4 separate regions of the Homo sapiens genome follow, and regions 1, 3 and 4 are each linked to region 2. A link is an interaction called in ENCODE POLR2A ChIA-PET data of the cell type or tissue named here. Cell type or tissue: MCF 10A. All regions are shown on one strand.

Region 1 (5,000 bases), 870 kb after region 2:
TAACAAAGCAACCGCAGTTCTCAGTCACTTCGTCTGCAACACGGGGAAATCAATTATAATCTTCCACAATTATCATGAGTAGACAAAGAGAAAATCTATGAGAAGTGCTCAATGACAGCTGTTATTAGCTTCAGAAGTATCACAAGGGTGACAACAAAACCAACACAGCAGCCAAAACAATGTGTCATCACATAATAAATTTGACCATTTAAAAGTAATGTAGAAGTCTGAATTTTTGAGATATATTCAGACCACAAATATAGGGCCTCTGGCCAAAATTCTCTTATGCTAACTATTTAATGACATTGTGGCTTAGGCAGATCATGCTGCTGTCTTAACCTCATACAATATTTTTTGAAAACATCCATACGAATCAAAGTCATGTGGAAATACATTGCAATATTCATCTATAGGCTTCATGCAATAGATCTACACTATTGATGGTCCTGTATGAGTAGCTGGAAATCAAGGTGATAAGTTTGGCCAGAGTTACTAATAGAGAGTGCTGAATAACTGGTACCCAGACTTACTGACACTTGCATTCTGACCTTCACCTGCCGGGCTGGGAGTCTTTCAGGTAGTTGGAGTGCCATGCAGGGGAAAGCACAGGGCCTCATGTTGCTCCTTGCTCATTAGTGCTCAGCTCTCCCTTCCCCTTCCTCCTGTTAAATAGCTCCCATCCCTACGCAGGAGCCAAATGTATTTCTTCCTTCTGTCCTTAACTTAGGGGCCCGGGATGGGCCTAAGACCTGGGCTGAGCCACCAAGATGGCCTTTTGGCAGAGAGACGAGTTGCTCTTAAGTTAGGGGGCCTAGGGCAGCACGTGGTCACGTTCTCTTCTGTGTTAGAAAACACATACAAAGTAAAACTGATGTGTGTGTGTGCGTGCGTGCATGTGCCATGTGCATGAGTGTGACAGAGAGAAGCCGCATTTGAGTTTCTGCATCTCACATTCGAGTTTCTGCATCTCACATTCCTGGGGCAAACATAACCTCCGCTCTCTTCAGCTACGCCCTCATCTCAACACTCCCCCTTTTTCTTTTTTCTTTAAATGTGTTAGAGTTGGGAATCTAACACTACCAATCAAGAAGTTCCAATGAACAGAAATTTGAAACCAAACGTACCTTAGTTTGAAATCCACCTCTGTCATTTACCAAATATTCCAGCTAAATATCCTTGAACAAGTGACATATCTGGCTTCTGATTTATTATATATAACATCAAGAACAGAAGGCAGGACGGAAGCCACTGACCCAATTCCTCTCATTCTCATTTCAAAGTGAAATGTCCTTGCTAACTTACACAGGTAGTCTAACACTCATATAATGGCTACACTGTCCACCTAGGGTAACAAAAGCTCTGTTAGTTCTAAAATTTTTATGATCTTCTAGATTAAAATAAAGACCTAGCGTAGTTTGTTTTTATAGTCATTAGAGGTGGCAATCCCTAGAACGTCGTAAGTTAGTTTTGCTTCAGCAATGCAAAATAAAGACAGACATGCAGACTTTGACTTTGTGCTTTCTCTTTCATTTGCCTTAAAATCTCAGTGACACGAGGAGATAAAGACAGTATTGCCATTTTGTAGGCAGCATTGTTGTGGAGACAATTTAGGCATAAATTCAGCAGGGCCTGGATTCAGATCTTGGCTACTGGGTGACATCTCACTATACAATACAGACACAGCCTTGCACCCTCTGCTTAGCTGCGGGTGAGGATTCAGTGAGTGAACAAACACTTCAGAGAGTGCCTGGCACATGGGAAGTGCCCCATGAACTGTGCTGATCATGACTGTGACTGTCACTTAGGTTATTAATAATGGAGTCTGTGAGAATCTGGTGAAAGCACCTCCTGTCTTGAACTTTTGTCTTGGGAGCACCTTCAAGCTACTTACTAAGTAAACAGCTTATTATAGCACATAATTATGAAGACTCACCTCCAAATAGTATTTAAGTTTTCCCTTACCTCTTTTTAAACATTATGTGACACTCTCAGATTAGGTTCCCTGTTCATAATAAGCCCTTAGCAGAAACCAAACCTTCACGGGAGCTGCTTGCCGTGGCTTCCCCGTGACAGGTACGGCTCCCAGCAGGATCACAAGTTCAAGCGCGCGGTGACTCAGCTTTTCCTTTCATGGCCACATGGGTTAGAAACAGGTCACATGCTCTGAGTCAAACACTGCTTGTTTTCAACTTAGCATTCAAAATTTGACCTTTACTCACAAATGTTATCCTGCAGCACCACAATCATTTCCACCATTAATCAATACAAAAAGAGATTCAGAATAACTTTTTGGATTTAGGAACCTAGCTTTTCTGGGACTAAACCCATCTAAGCTATTTAAAGTATGCTGAAGATAAACAATGAATGACTATTTCTGGCTTTCATTAAATCTCAATTCCCAAAAGCAGAAATTACATTCGTTCCCCAAATGTAACGTTTGTATAATATACAAAGGGTAAGAAAAATTGAAATAGCCCTTGTAAAACAAACAGCTGCTGGTGAGGGGGTTAGGGGGAAGCAGTCAATATAGGAAGAACCGTAAGTGAAAAAGAAACTTTTGGTAACAAGCATTTGTGTTTGTGTTTCTTCATTTTTCTGTTTTTATTTTAATTTCTTGGTTTGGATTTTTGTTTTGTTTTGTTTTTCTCGTCTGACTTTATGGAGAGCTCGCCATCTTGTGGAATTCCAGATCCGTGCAGTCTTACTGCCACAGCTCAAAATATAGAAACCTACAGACTTTTTTTCTTGTTGTTTTAATAATCTGTGGAGGAAGATGCTTATGCAAAGTGTTATAAATACTGTTTTCATGCAGCTAAGCCTTAGGAGGTGATGTCTATATCTGTATCACTTATATTCTAAAGTTAGGCACACGTCCTATCTGCTGTTTCTAGATATCATTCCTATGTTACAAACAGGAAAGTAGTTTTACATTCATTTTATGCTGAAATAAACCTCCATAAATTTTCATGTGATACTTTCAACATTTTTAGTTCTAAAAACAGAGTCAAAGCTAAACAGCACTTTTGTAGCTTTAATGATAAAACCAAATTACAGGTCGGGCGCAGTGGTTCATGCTTGTGATCCCAGCACTTTGGGAGGCTGAAGCAGGTGGATCACTTGAGGTCAGGAGTTCAAGACCAGCCTGGCCAACATGGTGAAACCCCGTCCCTACTAAAAATACAAAAATCAGCCAGATGGGGTGTCATGTACCTGTAATCCCAGCTATTCAGGAGGCCGATACAGGAGAATCGCTTGAGCCAGGGAGGCAGAGGTTGCAGTGAGCCAAGATAGCACCACTGCACTCCAGCCTGGGCGACAGAGCAAATAAAAGAAAAAAAAGGGAATTACAGCAATGTTTTCTTCTCTCTGGAGGTCTAATCACATAAGATACGATAAGTATTGAATATGCCTTTAGCTCACAGTTACTGATGCATGTATATTTTATTTTGATTCATGTATCTAGTGAGTTGCTATGAAGGAAGAAGAGAGAGAATGAATTTGAAGGAAGAAGGCTTGTAAGTTTTGTAGTGTTTGCTTTAGGACTTAGTGTACTTCATCCAAATTCCACTAAAAGCTACACTGTGGGATAAGTGAGTGAGCAAAGAGATGCTGTGTTCATGTGGTCACATGTAGGCTGGTTTATTCTACATCATAGGAATAGCAATATTATTTTGAAAAACATCAGACAAGAAGATGTGACAATAATAATGCCATTCTTAATAATAGTAGATATACTACATATAATATAGTAAATATAATACATATATTAACAATAGTAGATACAGTAATTATTAACAATAGTAGATATAATTATCTACTTAATAATAGTAGATATACTACATATAATATAGTATATATAATACATATATTAACAATAGTAAATACACTAATTATTAACAATAGTAGATATAATTATCTACTTAATAATAGTAGATATACTACATATATGTAGAATCAGGCAGCCCCCAGAATCACAGCAGATTCAGAGAGACTCCAGGGATGCCTCGTGGTCAGAACAAATTTATAGACAAAAAAAGGGAAGTGCCATAAAGAAATCGGCAGTGAGGTATAGAAACAGCTGGATTGGTTACAGGTTGGTGTTTGCTCTATTTGAACAACTGAACACTCAGCAGTCTATCAGTGGTTGAAGTATGGCCGCTGGGATTGGCCAAGACTCAGCTATTGTTACAGGCACATACACCTAAGTTGGGTTTTCAGTCTTGTCTGCCTATTAAGCTAGGTTATAGTTCGTCCACAAGGACTCAAATACAGAAGCACGGAGTCCTCCTCCAGCCATATTTAGTTTGCTTTAACATATGGTATTGAGCATTTTACAAATAGCAATATCCTTTACCTATGGGTACCAATTTTAAGGAAGGGATTCAGAAGACCATCAGTTTGTGAAAGGTTAGAAAGCTCGCAAATTCAGGTTTACATTTCTAATTGTGAACAAGCCAAACAGTTTCCAAAACTATGGAACTTAATACTCATAATTACCAAATAAAGATTAGATACCAACCTAAATTTAAACATTAAACAAATATGAACTTCTCAAACCCAACCGACATTGCAAAAGTGAGAAGATCCACCAACATTATAAATGTGAGAAGACCTGTATAACATAAACAACAAAAAATACTGTATACATACTATGTTATAACTTGAAAAACAGCTTGCTTTACCGTTAAAGTTTTCCTGTGAAATTGTCATTGTACAAATGCTCCAACTGATGTATTCATGAATCTGGAGGGTGGTGGGTGGTGAATATTTTCATGGAAAATGTTGTTTTGCACCCATTAGATACTTATGATACATTTCAATAAAATAACTGCTTTGTCCAAGAGAACTGAATTATTCACGATCTTCCTAAGTTCTTTCCTGTTGGAACTCCTCATAAAGTCACCCCTGACTGTTTGACTTTCTAAATAGCCTAAGTGACTCCAAACTCTTTTTTGCAAAGAGAAATGAATGTCAGAATTGAAGCTCAATACAGAAATCCT
Region 2 (5,000 bases):
TCGCCCGTGCGGCCTAGCGGCGGCCGCCCGGAGGGCTTCTTGGGCCAGCGCGGCCGGGCGGTGAGGCCCACGCGCCTGTCCCTGGAGGGGCTGCCCAGCCTGCCCAGCATGCACGAGTACCCACTGCCACCGGAGCCCAAGAGCCCCGGCGAGTACATCAACATCGACTTTGGCGAGCCCGGGGCCCGCCTGTCGCCGCCCGCGCCTCCCCTGCTGGCGTCGGCGGCCTCGTCCTCCTCGCTCTTGTCCGCCAGCAGCCCGGCCTCGTCGCTGGGCTCAGGCACCCCGGGCACCAGCAGCGACAGCCGGCAGCGGTCTCCGCTCTCCGACTACATGAACCTCGACTTCAGCTCCCCCAAGTCTCCTAAGCCGGGCGCCCCGAGCGGCCACCCCGTGGGCTCCTTGGACGGCCTCCTGTCCCCCGAGGCCTCCTCCCCGTATCCGCCGTTGCCCCCGCGTCCGTCCGCGTCCCCGTCGTCGTCTCTGCAGCCGCCGCCACCGCCGCCGGCCCCGGGGGAGCTGTACCGCCTGCCCCCCGCCTCGGCCGTTGCCACCGCCCAGGGCCCGGGCGCCGCCTCATCGTTGTCCTCGGACACCGGGGACAATGGTGACTACACCGAGATGGCTTTTGGTGTGGCCGCCACCCCGCCGCAACCTATCGCGGCCCCCCCGAAGCCAGAAGCTGCCCGCGTGGCCAGCCCGACGTCGGGCGTGAAGAGGCTGAGCCTCATGGAGCAGGTGTCGGGAGTCGAGGCCTTCCTGCAGGCCAGCCAGCCCCCGGACCCCCACCGCGGCGCCAAGGTCATCCGCGCAGACCCGCAGGGGGGCCGCCGCCGCCACAGTTCCGAGACCTTCTCCTCCACCACGACGGTCACCCCCGTGTCCCCGTCCTTCGCCCACAACCCCAAGCGCCACAACTCGGCCTCCGTGGAAAATGTCTCTCTCAGGAAAAGCAGCGAGGGCGGCGTGGGTGTCGGCCCTGGAGGGGGCGACGAGCCGCCCACCTCCCCACGACAGTTGCAGCCGGCGCCCCCTTTGGCACCGCAGGGCCGGCCGTGGACCCCGGGTCAGCCCGGGGGCTTGGTCGGTTGTCCTGGGAGCGGTGGATCGCCCATGCGCAGAGAGACCTCTGCCGGCTTCCAGAATGGTCTCAACTACATCGCCATCGACGTGAGGGAGGAGCCCGGGCTGCCACCCCAGCCGCAGCCGCCGCCGCCGCCGCTTCCTCAGCCGGGAGACAAGAGCTCCTGGGGCCGGACCCGAAGCCTCGGGGGTCTCATCAGCGCTGTGGGCGTCGGCAGCACCGGCGGCGGGTGCGGGGGGCCGGGTCCCGGTGCCCTGCCCCCTGCCAACACCTACGCCAGCATTGACTTCTTGTCCCACCACTTGAAGGAGGCCACCATCGTGAAAGGTGAGGAGGCCCTTTGCCTTGGCGTCTGGCGGGAAGGAGGGGCGGGGCGCTGAGGGAGCCTCTTGGGTTTCACTGCTCCCACTTTTTGGGGACCTTGACCCAGAAGCCGACAGCCTGGCACTGGCTCCTTGTTTTGTTTTTCTGCGGGCTGCCCTGTTCTCTTCCTTCAGAGAACTTGCCAGGAACATTCGTCTTGGAGTTGAATGTGACGTTTTCCGCGTGGGAGGGAGACTGATTTTTTGAGGCCCCACCCATTCACCCATTCTGTGCGTCCCACAGCCCCCTGTCCCTTAACACAGTGGAAGTTCTCCCAGACCGGCCACACTAGAGGCCGCGGGGCACCCGACTGTCTTCATCCGGCTGCGTGGGTCCGTCCTTCTGGAAGGACCTCGGGTCCGGACCGCTGCCCTCAGCCGCAGCTTTCACCTTTCCCTGTGTTCCTGGAGCTGGGCTCCGCCTGATTCTTGGTGAGCTTGAAGGTTCAGACCTGAAAGTCATTTAAGAAATGAGCATCCATTTTGATGGCTGCTAATAGCGACAGTTAACCATTTCCGTTTTACACACAAACTGTGGGAGCTTTTCCATCAGAGGCATTGTTTTTCTCGGAAGGGGTGAAACGGTAAGGCTGCACACAGCCTAATGCAGTGGTGTTCAACTTGAGCATATGTGGGAGTTACCTGGAGGCTTTGCTGAAACATGGATCTCTGGCCTGTGTTAACCCCGCAGTTTCCGATGCTGTAGCTTTGGGGCGCGGCCCAGGCTGTGCATTTCTAGTGAGTCTCCGCATAATGCCGATGCTGCTGGCCGGGGGACCACCCTGTGAGGACCCTGCCCCAGGTGAGACTCACCTGGGGAGGATTGAAAAATTACCTGTTGGGCCTCACCCCAGACCCGTTGAAGTGAAACATGAGATGGCTAGGAGGCAGGGACGGACATTTTTCAGAGTTGTCCAGGTGATTTGAATGTGCAGCCAGGATTTACAATCAGTGCTTTGGAGAAAACAAGGGAAAGACAAAAAACACAGGTCTTCTCAAGAACAATTGGATAGGAGGGTGCCTGGTATTGTTCTTCCCGTTCTGATCAAATATCCATGAGGAGAGAGAGCTGATGCAGAATGCAGCTGGTGGTGCATTCTGGCTGTCTAAACTTTGAATGGTGTTTGGGGTCGGGGAGATGAGAGGGAAAGGTGAATGCTCAATTCGGGAGACTTTATTTAATTTTGTAGCTGTTTTCTTTGTAGGGTTCCTAGCAGGATAGAGGCTTTGTGGGAACAGTGAAACATATAGTAAAATTTGGATGCTGGATTAGATGTGAGCCTAAGGTGTAAACAGTCTTCAAGGGTCATGAGATGAGGATCAAGGTGGGCTGGAGATTCACAGCCTTTTGTTCTTAAATAGACCAGTTTAGTGCTATCTAAATCCAGCATCTGTTTTATAGTATACTTAGGACTGTCGGTCCATGGGATTTAAAATTATAGCTGTGGGGTGAACTCCCTGTTATTCTAGTGTAATAGAGAAAAGCTATTTCCTTTATTAAAACCGTATACTAGAAGATGAAGAGTCACAGAGAATTATCAGGAGTGTGGTGCTTCAGCATCCAATTAAATCATTGGAAGTCGCCAGAATGTATCCTGTGAACAGTGATTCTCAGCTGAAGGTCACTTTGGTTGGAGTTACTTATACACTATTGCTAGTGTGTCAGAAAGTTGAAGGATTAGCTGCCTTATAAGACACAGACCATTATAAACACAGCAGCAGCAGCAGCAGTATAATTGAGTGGGGAAAAACACACATATTTATGGTCTGCACAAATGGGTATATGCCAGAGTGAACATGAAAGTAAATTACATCTTACCCGAATCTGATTCTAATCAGAAAACAGCCAAGAACATAACACCTTTTCCTGCTTTCAGTGGAGCTGGTGGGACAAACCTGGACTGGGTGGAGCTGGGGCCCCAGCAGTGGGCTCTGCCATAGCAGGCGCCATAAGCTGGAATTTGTGCCTCCAGGCCTGGAGGGACGCAAGGCGTTTCTGATGAAGCCGATACATTCAGAATTGGGGTCCAAATAGGAAATAATGCCCTTTTCAGGCTAGTGAAAATGTTGAACTCTAAGAGATAAGTTTATTTAGAGACTGGATTGAGCTTTTGTTTAAGATTTCCCACCTGCGTAAAATTCCTTTCAGCCCATAGGATTCTTGATTCTGAAGTCCAGACAGAAGCCTGTGTTCTGTAGCTGCTGAACAAAGATGAGAGATCACTGGGGCTGCTGTTTGTCCGAAGTTTGTGTGGGTATCATGATGAACCCTCTTCTAAGAAGTAAAAGGATCTTTTAAATCAAAATAGACAACTGCAGTCAGTCCACCATGCCCAACGACATTTAAAAAAAAAGAAATATCTGCCCCATTGGGTTTCTAGTAAAGTAAGTTGAACACAGAGAACAGCAGAATAGGAAAGGCTAGTGTCACCTTAGTCCACGTAGCACCAAAGTTGTGGTCCGTTGAGACAGAAAGGAAGCATTTAGGAACTTGGGATAAATACCCACTTTTATTTAACTCATACATGCACTAGAAATTTGTTTGGGATGCTCATAAATACAGAGTTCACAGTAGATCAGTGTCCTTTGAGGAAATGATTTGTAGAAGGCCGACTTGCAAAGCATTTCTTTGAAGATGAAATAGAGAAAGCACTTCCTGGGCGGCCCCCTGCCCTGCCTGGCTCTTAGAAGTGGCCTGTGTTTCCACCCTGAGCTCTTCCTGTTCTGCATGGGAAGACCTCGTTAGTGATGCTGATGCAGAATAATTTTGGGGTTATGTGGGTAATGTTTGGTATTTGCATAAGTGATAGCAGAGAGGTAAGGTTCCAGCCATGTCTGGCACTTGTTTACAATAGAATCGTGAATGGGGGTGGGCTTTCAGTGCAAGAGCCAGTTAAAAAGTATATCTCAGGTACATCTGTTTTTATTAGTCCAGAGCAAACTCAAAATTATGCATCTTATTTGAGGGCAGGTTAAGGTTACTTATCATGTGTTTTTGGTGTGTGTGCATGTGGAAAACTCTAACCAATTTGTTAGGTTTCGTTGTTGTTTGGGAATTGGAAAGACGCTACTGAATTTCCTGTGCTTTAAAACTGATTTTTAAAATTAACTTTATATGTTTTTGTGTTAGGATGGTAGATTGATGAATGCCATAAAATTTGCTGTTTTAGTATTCCTTTTTAGTGATTTTAGGGATTTTATTCTAAAATTGGCGTATATATATGTATGTATGTATAAGACAGATTAGATCAGAATTACTACTGAAAGTATCCATATTTAAATTTTGTTGAATAAAAGGATTATCATTTCTTAAGGGGAAAGAATGATAAGAGATATGTTTCCAAAGGGACAATAAAATCACGATTTATGTTGAAAAGTTTTGCCTTTTGAAGTCGTAAAGCAGAGAATTTTCCTAAATTCAGAAATCCAGTGAGGTGATTGACAAACCACACAAGTTTTCTGTTTGCTGTGGCGGGTGCTAGTTTGCTTTAGTTGGCTGGCTCTGGCCATAATAAGACAATAGCGTGCACTGCTGCTGCCCTATTCGCAGGAGC
Region 3 (5,000 bases), 340 kb after region 2:
CCCCACAGTAATCCATATTCAACGTAGAAAGGAGAAGAGATGCAATAGATGCATTGTACGAAGGAGAAACAGATGTTAGAACATTTACTTTACTTTTTCATTAAGTTATGTGTTCAAACACAGGTTAGAAGTCACACGTGCAGTACCAATTCTCATGGCATGAGAGCTAGGATAGGTCAAGTCTTTATCTCCAGGCACCTCTGCGTAGCTTAGTTTCCCTTGGATAAACTGAGTGGAAGAAGAGCTGAACTGTGTGTGTGAGTCTATGAGAGTGCTGTGGTGTGGAGGGATCTTCCCCACAGTTACGAAACCAGAGGAAGGACTCTTTCATATGATCATTTTTTAAAGCATTCTTCTGTGAAGAAATGAAGGGGCACATCTTTCAAAATCACCAGAGTACAAAATACCAAACAGCAGAAAAATGAAAGTTATCCAACAGGCAAGCCACTATTGTCAAAAAGTAAAATAGTAATAATAATAATAACAATAATAAAAGGTCAAAAAAGATCAATTAGCATGGATCTCACAAATGAACCCAAATTCTAATTACATTTAAGAATTTAACATATAATAGGTCAAAATTCTTGAAAAATTAAAGTAGGTATGGTGCTGCCATTCAGAGGTGCGTGGCTGCTTTATTTAATCAAGTTATCAAATGAAAGTGAAGAACTATGGAACACAGAGGTGATGGAAGCCCTGGTGGTCAGCCAAGCAAGGAGACCTTCCCATGTGCTCTTGGGCATGAAGTCCAGCTCCCTCCCACATGGTCCAAGCAGCCTGATTTCCCACAGCCACGTCTGCTTGCTGGGCTGAATAAGTTAGACAGGGAGGATGTGTATGCAAGGCCAGAACAAAAGTAAAAGATAGTAGTGTTTCTTATGTTGTCTCTTCTATACTTTCATTGGTAGCTTATCTCTCTCTCCCCCACCTCTCAATAGGTAAACATGCACACACATGCATATGTGTGTATGTATGTATATAGGTATGCACACAGATTTATAGTAATGTAGTATCTATACTATATATAAATATTGTATACCTGGGCTTTTCAGTTACAAAATATTTTCACATGCTTAAAAACTATATTTCTGCAGATACTTGATTGGGAAAATAATTCAGATCCTAGTTTATTTGCTATTTATAATTTGCCTGCTAATAAGAGCAAAAAACACACGAGCATGTTACACAGCATAAAATACTTTGCAGTAAGTCTGAAAATAATAAGACGGAATGAAAGGAAGAGGAAAATTTGTATCAGATAAACAGGACTGGGGATGTGAAAAGGACTGAGTACAAAATTTAATTGCCAAGTATTCTAAGGTTTTAAAATTCTCAGTGCCTAATGAAAGGAAATCATAGGAAATAATTGGTTTTGATTTCCAGACAGAGAACTGAGACACAGGATGATTAAGAGATATTTTAAGATCACATGACCAGAAGGTATGTGACTCAACTCAAATGTGGGTCTCCAGATTGCTAAATTTGTGCCTTTTCCACCATAGCTCGGTAAGACAGTACTCAATGCTAAACAACTAACTACTAGTTTAGATGAGTCTAGTCCACTAAAAAGAGCAACCAGCTCAGTTTAGCACAATCATTCCAGTAAATTAGAATACCTTCTAGCTCAAAGACAATCTTTATACAATCAAGTCGGCCAGAGTAATTGGTATTGATTATAACAGTGGCCAAAATAGTGATTGGGTTGGCACAGCCACATTCTGATACGGGATTGATGAATAAACAAAGACAATATGTCTACACTGAGGAACATTTAAATGTTGTTTAATGTCAAGAAATGCTTCACCTCTCAGCTTTGCAGATGACCAGGCATCTACTGAAACATTCATTAGCAGGAAAGGCCAGCAAACTACACCCACCTGCCTAGTAAACAGATGATTGTCTCCCAAGAGCGCCACTAAATATGGTTAGCACAGGATAGATGCACTGGCGTACCCATGCATAGAGAACACCTCTATTGTGGCATGCAAGTCCATTTTGCTGAGATTGTTAAACTATGAGTGATAGGCACCTGCCGGTGCCAAAAACATCAGGATGCCACTTGGGCATGGCCTGACATGCTTTGGCTTGGAAAACCAAAGCACAGGAGACTTAACTCATTTGCCCAACGGCCAAAAACATTTTTTCTGAGATGAACAACACAAAGGTAGGCTTCAGGCTCATTCTCCTCTACTCCAGTCACTGCATAAACCACACACTCTCTCCATAGCTCGTGACAGCTTTCCATCAGGGATGATTTATCACTGACAACACTCATTCTCCAGTTGTCAAAGTACTTCCCAAAGCTTGTAACAGACAACCAACTTCCTATTCGTACTCGTAACTCAACTATCTTTCTGTGTCTCTCCATATCTTTCAGTTAACTCTAGCTGCACTCCTCCCAGAGGAACTGACTTAAACTGATGGGGGAGAGAACCATTTTTTACCTTAAAGTACGTGTTTATTCCCAGCTCACTAGAAGTCAATTCTTATTTGGTTTATTATTTTGTTTAGCACAGACTGGAAGGAGTCCTTGCATGTATGAAACCAATTTCTCCTGGACGTGGAAACCATCCTTTTTAAGTGGCGGCTAGCATAAAGAGTTTCAGCCGCCATCATTATTCTGACTGGGAGTTCAGTTTGTTTTAAAATATACTTCTTTTCATCTTTTCGGAATTTCACGATTTTTATAATCTACAGGAATACTTTGACTCATTCATTGTGCCCTTTTTTATTGATGTTATTTATAATACGGAAAGTCAAATTCTATTCCTCTTTTATCTTAAAAATAATTCATATTTATTTTTTCAGTATATATAAAATACTGAAAAATGTTTATTTTAATACATGAAGGGTTTACTTCAATATGCTATTTATATTTTAAAATAGTAATAGTTTATTTAATCTTGTGTTAACTTTATTAAAAAATAAACTCCATGTCCCTGCAAAGGACATGAATTCATCCTTTTTTATGTCTGCATTCTATTCCATGGTGTATATGTGCCACATTTTCTTTATCCAGACTATCATTGATGGGCATTTGGGTTGGCGCCAAGTCTTTGCTATTGTGAATAGTGCTGCAATAAACATATGTGTGCAAATGTCTTTATAGTATAATGGTTTATAATCCTTTGGGTATATATCCAGTAATGGGATAGCTGGGTCAAATGGTATTTCTGGTTCTAGATCCTTGAGGAATCGCCACACTGTCTTCCACAATGGTTGAACTAATTTATACTCCCACCAACAATGTAAAAGCATTCCTATTTCTTTACATCTCCAGAATCTATTGTTTCCTGACTTTTTAATGATCACCATTGTAACTGGCATGAGATGGTATCTCACTGTGGTTTTGATTTGCATTTCTGTAATGACCAGTGATGATGAGCTTTTTTTCATATGTTTGTTGGCACATAAGTGTCTTCTTTTGAGAAGTGTCTGTTCATATTGTTCGCCTACTTTCTGATGGGGTTGCTTTTTTTTTTTCTTGTAAATTTGTTTAAGTTCCTTGTAGATGCTGGATATTAGCCCTTTGTCAGATGGATAGATTGCAAACATTTTCTCCATGGATGAAGCTGGAAACCATCATTCCCAGCAAACTAACACAGAAACAGAAAACCAAACACCACATGTTCTCACTCATAAGTGGAAGTTGAACAACGAGAATACATGGACACAGAGAGCAGAACATCACACAATGGGGCCTGTCAGGGGGTGGGGGGCTAGGGGAGGGATAACATTAGGAGAAATACCTAATGTAGATGACGGGTTGATGGGTGCAACAAACCACCATGGCACATGTATACCTATGTAACAAGCCTGCATGTTCTGCACATGTATTCCAGAACTTAAAGTATAATAATAAAAAAATTCTATTGTTAAAGTATTTATACCTATTTACCCAATAGTTCCTTCTCTCTCTTTCTCTCTCAATATGCCTTTACTTCTCTCTCCTAATCTGTCTCTCTCAATCCCTCTCTTCCTGTCTCTTCCAATCTCTCTCTGCCTGTCTTTCCCTCTCTCTTCCTGCCTCAGTCTCTCTCTCTTTCTCTCTCAATACATCTTTGTCTCTCTTAATGTATCCTCAATCTTTCTATCTCTTTCGGTATTTCTCTCTCTGTATTTCTCTCTCCTCTCTCTGTCTCCCTGTTCTCTATTTCCAGAGCAATATTGAGTTTCCAGCACAGAGAAGCACGTTTGCAAGTTCTCTCTTGTCAGGTCTAGAGGTTGTAGTTGTGGGCATTGTTCCTGGAAGTTTTGGCTCCAAGCTTCATCTTAAAGCTATTTCAGTGATTCTGAAAACTCCGTAATACTATTTTAATAAATGTATTTATTTTGCAGAAGTCAGCCAGAATCAGCATCTATTGCTTGCCAATAAGGACTCTAACCAGTAATTCCTTCTTTAGGGAAGAGGTTTCTAAACTCTCTGACCCTTAGTGCCTCAGCTGTTTTTTTTTCCTCTAGCATGCCCAGGCCAAAACAACTACCTAACAGTATATGTTTATTAAATACTTATTTATACTTAATACTTGATGTAGTTTGACTGTGTATCACTCAAATCTCATCTTGAATTGTAGCCCCCATAATTCCCATGTGTTGTGGGAGGGACCTGGTGGGAGGTAATTGAATTGTGGGGATGGGTCTTTCCTGTTCTGTTCTCATGATAGTGAATAAGTCTCACAAGATCTGATGGTTTTATAAAGGAAAGTTCCCCTACACATGCCCTCTTGCCTGCTGCCAGATAAGATGTGCCTTTGCTCTTCCTTTGTCTTTTGACATGATTGTGAGACCTCACCAGTCATGTGGAGCTGTGAGTCCATTAAAACGCTTTCCTTTATAAATTACCCAGTCTTGGGTATGTCTTTATTAGCAGCATGAGAACGGACTAATACAGTAAATTGCTACCAGATGGTGGGATACTGCTATAAAGATACCTGAAAATGTGGAAGCAACTTTGAAACTGGGTAACAGACAGTGGTTGGAACAGTTTGGAGGGCTCAGAA
Region 4 (5,000 bases), 330 kb before region 2:
GAGCAGAGATGGGAAAGCGCCACGTGGGACACCGTTCTGTCCCGCCACCCAGCCCGCCACGCAGCCCTCCACGCAGCCCGCCACCCAGCCCGCCACGCAGCCCGCCACGCAGCCCGCCACCCAGCCCGCCACCCAGCCCGCCACGCAGCCCGCCACCCTGGCCAGCCTTATCTTCTTAGTCTGTTAATCTTCTGCTGATATTGTTTGTTTGTTTGTTTGTTTGAAATGGAGTTTTGCTCTTGTTGCCCAGGCAGGAGTGCAATGGCGAAATCTCAGCTCACTGCAGCCTCCGCCTCCCAGGTTCAAGTGATTCTCCTGCCTCAGCCTCCCGAGTAGCTGGGATTACAGGCACCCACCACCACACCTGAATAATTTTTTATATTTGTTTTAGTAGAGATGGGGTTTCACTATGTTGGCCAGGCTGGTCTCGAACTCCTGGCTTCGGGTGATCTGCCTGCCTTGGCCTCCCAAAGTGCTGGGATTATAGGCATGAGCCACTGTGCCTAATATTCTGCTAATGTGACCATCCTAGACTCCGTAGTAAGAGATTCTAACTTTGAAAACAGCAGAGTTTGCCTGATTTTATTTGCTATTTTTCAAAGCGTGCTGTTTCATCAGTGCCTATGCAATGATGTCTATTTTCCATTGGGGTCCTGTCAATACCAGGTGAAAGAGGGGCACCTGTCAATACCAGATCTACTTGGCTGCTCTCCAAGAAGATCTGGTATTTACGGTTGCCCCTCTTTCAAGCTCAATCCCTATCTGTTTGGAGTCTAAAACAACCTGCAGACTTTCTTCTTCCCTGTGGGTTTTCCCTTGTTTAGTTTATTTATATCGGAAGACTCCACGAAGGGATCAGAGCGGACAGCTTGGGACTGAAGGGCACGTGGTGTCTGACTGGTTAGACAGTAGGGAAATAAGAGCTCCACAGAGGGAAGGGAATGGAGTAGCTAGCGCTTGGAAAGAGACGGCTGGGGGTTGACTTGGCAGCTTCTGGGAGTGCATGGCAGGCTTATCCCTCCGTGGAGGACAGGCCTGACTCAGCCGCCTGTCTCCATAGGGGGAGGAACAAGGCGGAGGCGTGCATGGCCCGGCTGCAGGACAGCTCAACAGCAGGAGCATCAAGGGCTGCCAGGGCCCTGCAGAAGGCACCGCTCCGCCGCAGAAACTGCCTTTTCCGTATTAGGATCATGATCCTGTAAAGGTGCAGCTGCTGTACCATGCTAATGAGCTCTTAAAATCTGTATTGCAGCACGTAAGTAAAAAGTCTGAACAAACTGTCTTAAAGAAAGAAGACGAAGAAGAATGAACTATCAGTCACTGTTGTGAGCACTCTTTGAGGAGGCAAGGAGAAGTGTGCTTTTAGAATTGACTGCGTTTTAAAGGACACAATGCCATTTTCTTGGAACTGGAGCAAGATAGAAATGTATGAATTTGTTGTCCCAGAGGGTGACGAAACTGTCTCTCAGGCAGAGTTCAAAGACCCCGAGGGACCCAGGAGATTTGTGGGAACGTCAGTTAGTGGGTTTCCTTTTTCATATGAAAAGGCTCCAGCAGTTAACCAGGCGTATTTAGGAGCATGGTGATGTGAATTTCCAAGGCTCCTCGGGGTAGCATTGCAGTTTCAGACCACACAACAAAGTGAAGCTTCCTGAAATTCAAGACATTGTTGGGGACTTATCTCCAGTAAGGATCAGTTTAGGGACACATAAGGGAGACAGGCCACGCCTCTCTCCTGGTGTCCTCTAATACCCTTAGCCAGCAAGCACCTTAGACTACGGGAAGGGGGAAAATGGGGAAGAGGTCCCACTGATGTGGATAGATGGTCCAGTAGGGGTGTTTCTGAAGCCTGTGCCTGGGGTCTTGGCGCTTTCCCCTTCTCTCTGCCGGGGCTAGTCCCTGACTCCTGGCCCCTGCACCCTATATGTCCTTTTTCTTGTCTGAGCCTAGAGACAGAAACCACCCAAGACCAATGTCAACTTGCCATGTCAGCCAGGAGCCTTCCCCTGGGTGGCAGCACACTCCACACAAAGCAGGCAGAGCAGGCCCGCTGCAGCATCCAGGCCCTGCTGGGAGGGATCCCTACTGGAAGTGCACTCACAGCCTGGTCAGCCTCATTCCTGGGCCTCTTGAGGCTCCCATGCATTTGCCAGAGCCCGCCCACACTTGCACTCCTACACTCACTTAGAAACACACACACACACTGCCACAGCCACACACACACTCACATGTACACAACCACATCAACACTCACACACTTATTCACAAACTCACACACACACTCATACATGCACACAGGTGTATACTTGCACATCCACACTCATAAATGCACATCCACAGCCCACACAACCTCATGCACATACACATATACACACATTCACACTCATCTCTACCCACACACATGCACACTTATTCACAAACTTATACATACACACACAGGCCCATACTCACACACACCCAACACAGGCAGTCACACACGCACACACCCTCTCACTCTTGCACGTGCACACACATTCTCACACACACTCCTATACTTATTCACATACACACTCTGTGACACACTCATGCTTGTAGACACTCACATGCACACTCGCCCATACCTAACATGATGTTACACACACTCAATCACAGCATGCTCACAATCAAACCCACACACTGTCACACACTCACACACGTGTGTTCTGTTGCACACTCACACTCTCACACTGGTGCAGTGCCTCCCTTGGGCACCTGCTGTCTTTGGCTCTAAAGCTTACGGAAGTGGCGGCCTTGCCCGAGCCAGGCCTAGTTGCTTGCTAGGGCCTTGTTAATGGCGCCTCAGTGTGGAGAACGGCGGGAAGTACGTTTTGCTTCCCAGGGTGGTTGATCCCGAGACCACAGGTTCCAGCCTGTCTGCCGCCCCAGGGTGCTGACAGGAGCTGCCTCCACTGCCTTGTGTGCCATGTCTATATTAAATTAGGGGTCCCCATGTCCCCAAGGCCCACTCTCCGCTAGGCTGTGCCCCTGACGTTCACAGAGGCAACACCCTCTTTGATGACTTACCAGCGTCCACAGAGTGACTCCAAAGGCCAGAAGTGCCAACAACTCAACTGGGCACTTGGCACCACACTTGGAACCTCCGACTGCCCCAAGCATGTGACCCGGGAGCCTCCTGGATCCATGCTGCTGTGGCAGCTCCCTCCAGAACTTCAGGTCCCATCGCCAAGGGATCCCTGAGAACAGGGCTGACGGAGAAGGTCTGGGCCTAGTCTTAGCAGTGCCACCCTTTTGTGGAGGGACAGTGTTCTGAGCCTCGATATCCTCCTATGGAAAACAAAGGTTTTAGGACTTTGATCTTAGTGCACTCGGGCCACTGCAATGAATTGCCACAACCTCGGGCTTGACACAAGAAGTGTGTTTTTTCACAGTTCTGGAGGCTGAGGGTCCAAAATCATGGGGTCCACAGGCCGTGGTCCCTCTGAAGGCTCCGGAAAGGGTCTCCCCTGCTTCCAGCCTCTAGTGCTGATGCAGTCCTTGGCATTGCTCGGCTTCCAGCCACATCGCTCCCGTCTCTGCCTCTGTGGTCACTTGAGGTCTTCCCTGTGTGTCTCGGTATAAATTTCCTCCTCTTAGGAGGACCTCCATCATTGGATTAAGTCCCCAGGTAAGCCAGCATGACCTCATTTTAACTCGATCACATTCACAAATACCTATTTCCAAATAAGGTCCCATTCACAGGTACGGTTTACAACTTGAACTTGGCTTTCTGGGAGACACAATTCACCCCTAACACTGACCTTCAAGATCGTGACATTTAGAGATGATGTGTAACCAGAGATTATTAATATTACAGTAAATGACATGAAGAAAAGGAATAAAGTGTCAGGCAGCTCTACCCACCAGCCTGAGCACATTTCTGAATCTAACTGGCAGCTCAGTTTGGGGGCAGTTCTCACCCTCATCTGATCTTCTGCTGCTCAGGACTGAGAGTCCTGCTTTAGAATCTGCTCAGCCCTAACATCTCAGGGCCCCACAGAGGCTCGGCCTTCCTTCAGCGAGGCTGAAGGACCTGGGAGGTCTCTGAGATGAGGTATGGGGGAGTGCCACTCTACTTCCTTATTAGGGGCGAGCTGTCTTGGAGCTGGTCTCGGTAAAGAGCTGTCTCTGCTCCTGCCCCCAGCCTGCTCTGCCATGCAGTGCCTCTGGGCAGCTTCCCAGGGCTCAGGTCCAAGCTGCAGCTCCTTGCCTCAGAGCACACACTGCTTTTAGCTTCAAAGTCATGGTCAGCACTCCAGCCCCAGCTCTCTAAGCCTGAAATTCAAAGCAATTCCCAGAGTCAGCGTGGCCTTTTGGAGGTACCCCCTGTTATTCATCGATGGAGCCCCTGTTCCCGTGCAAAGGACAGCCCACGTAATCACAGCTCCATCCTGCGCCAGGCCTCGGGGAATGAAGTTCATCCTCATGTTGGATGGCCGATGTCCTCCATAAACATTCCACAGCTTCGTAAACTCATGACTGTCTTTGAACACAGGCTGTTCCTATCAACCTTCAATCTTCAACTCTTTCCCTTGGGCGACCCCTTCCCAGAAAACCTGGCGTTTCTACACTTTCATCTTTAACGGAGTGTCTTTGATATATGCTGTCACTTCTGTAATATACTTGTGAAACATTTTCTATGACTATTGTCGTAAAAGAGGAGACCAATCCTCAAGCCATATAACAACAGCAAGAAGTCCATTGACCAACATAAACATATGTCTACATAATTAATGCTGTTTCCTCTAAGAAGCTGGCTTGCATGTGAAATGAATGAGAGGTGCTGATAATGAATTGAGAAGTAGTCGCCATACGGCTAATGGTTCCAGGACCTGTCGTTGGCTCTGGAGACAGAGTGCTGAGTTAGGTATCATGGCTCCATCTTCACCTGCTGGCTCTGTGTCCTCATGGGAGTGAGTTAACTCATCCAAGCCTTAGTTTAGGCATCTGTAGAATGGAAATACTAGTAGGCCCCATCTCCTAAA

The links. ChIA-PET counts read pairs that join two places held together with the same protein. Peaks named below come from ENCODE experiments on the same cell type or tissue, not always from the same donor. Only the 100,000 strongest peaks of a DNase experiment are listed, where the experiment ranks them.
Region 1: POLR2A ChIA-PET joins it to region 2 with 26 read pairs; 4 of 35 experiments call an interaction of 5 or more read pairs at or near these places.
Region 3: POLR2A ChIA-PET joins it to region 2 with 12 read pairs; 2 of 35 experiments call an interaction of 5 or more read pairs at or near these places.
Region 4: POLR2A ChIA-PET joins it to region 2 with 21 read pairs; 5 of 35 experiments call an interaction of 5 or more read pairs at or near these places.

Annotation. Positions count from the first base shown.
Region 1 is chr13:108,912,996-108,917,995 of GRCh38, reverse strand. The region is part of intron 16 of MYO16 (myosin XVI); the gene reads right to left. Among named protein-coding and RNA genes, the nearest start is that of MYO16-AS2, 190 kb to the left of the region's middle. RefSeq lists an enhancer at 2,061-2,190. In MCF 10A, a CTCF peak has its summit at 2,687 (motif pointing left); a DNase peak (open chromatin) is centred at 2,115.
Region 2 is chr13:109,778,453-109,783,452 of GRCh38, reverse strand. IRS2 (insulin receptor substrate 2) reads left to right here. Exons shown (of 2, transcript NM_003749.3): 1 at 1-1,411. Among named protein-coding and RNA genes, the nearest start is that of IRS2, 5.6 kb to the left of the region's middle. RefSeq lists an enhancer at 949-1,515. In MCF 10A, no CTCF peak of the experiment used is centred here; DNase peaks (open chromatin) are centred at 1,572 and 1,982.
Region 3 is chr13:109,433,505-109,438,504 of GRCh38, reverse strand. No RefSeq gene overlaps it. Among named protein-coding and RNA genes, the nearest start is that of LINC00399, 35 kb to the right of the region's middle. In MCF 10A, no CTCF peak of the experiment used is centred here; a DNase peak (open chromatin) is centred at 2,104.
Region 4 is chr13:110,106,099-110,111,098 of GRCh38, reverse strand. The region is part of intron 1 of LINC03082 (long intergenic non-protein coding RNA 3082); the gene reads left to right. Among named protein-coding and RNA genes, the nearest start is that of LINC03032, 13 kb to the left of the region's middle. In MCF 10A, a CTCF peak has its summit at 2,023; DNase peaks (open chromatin) are centred at 1,048 and 2,028.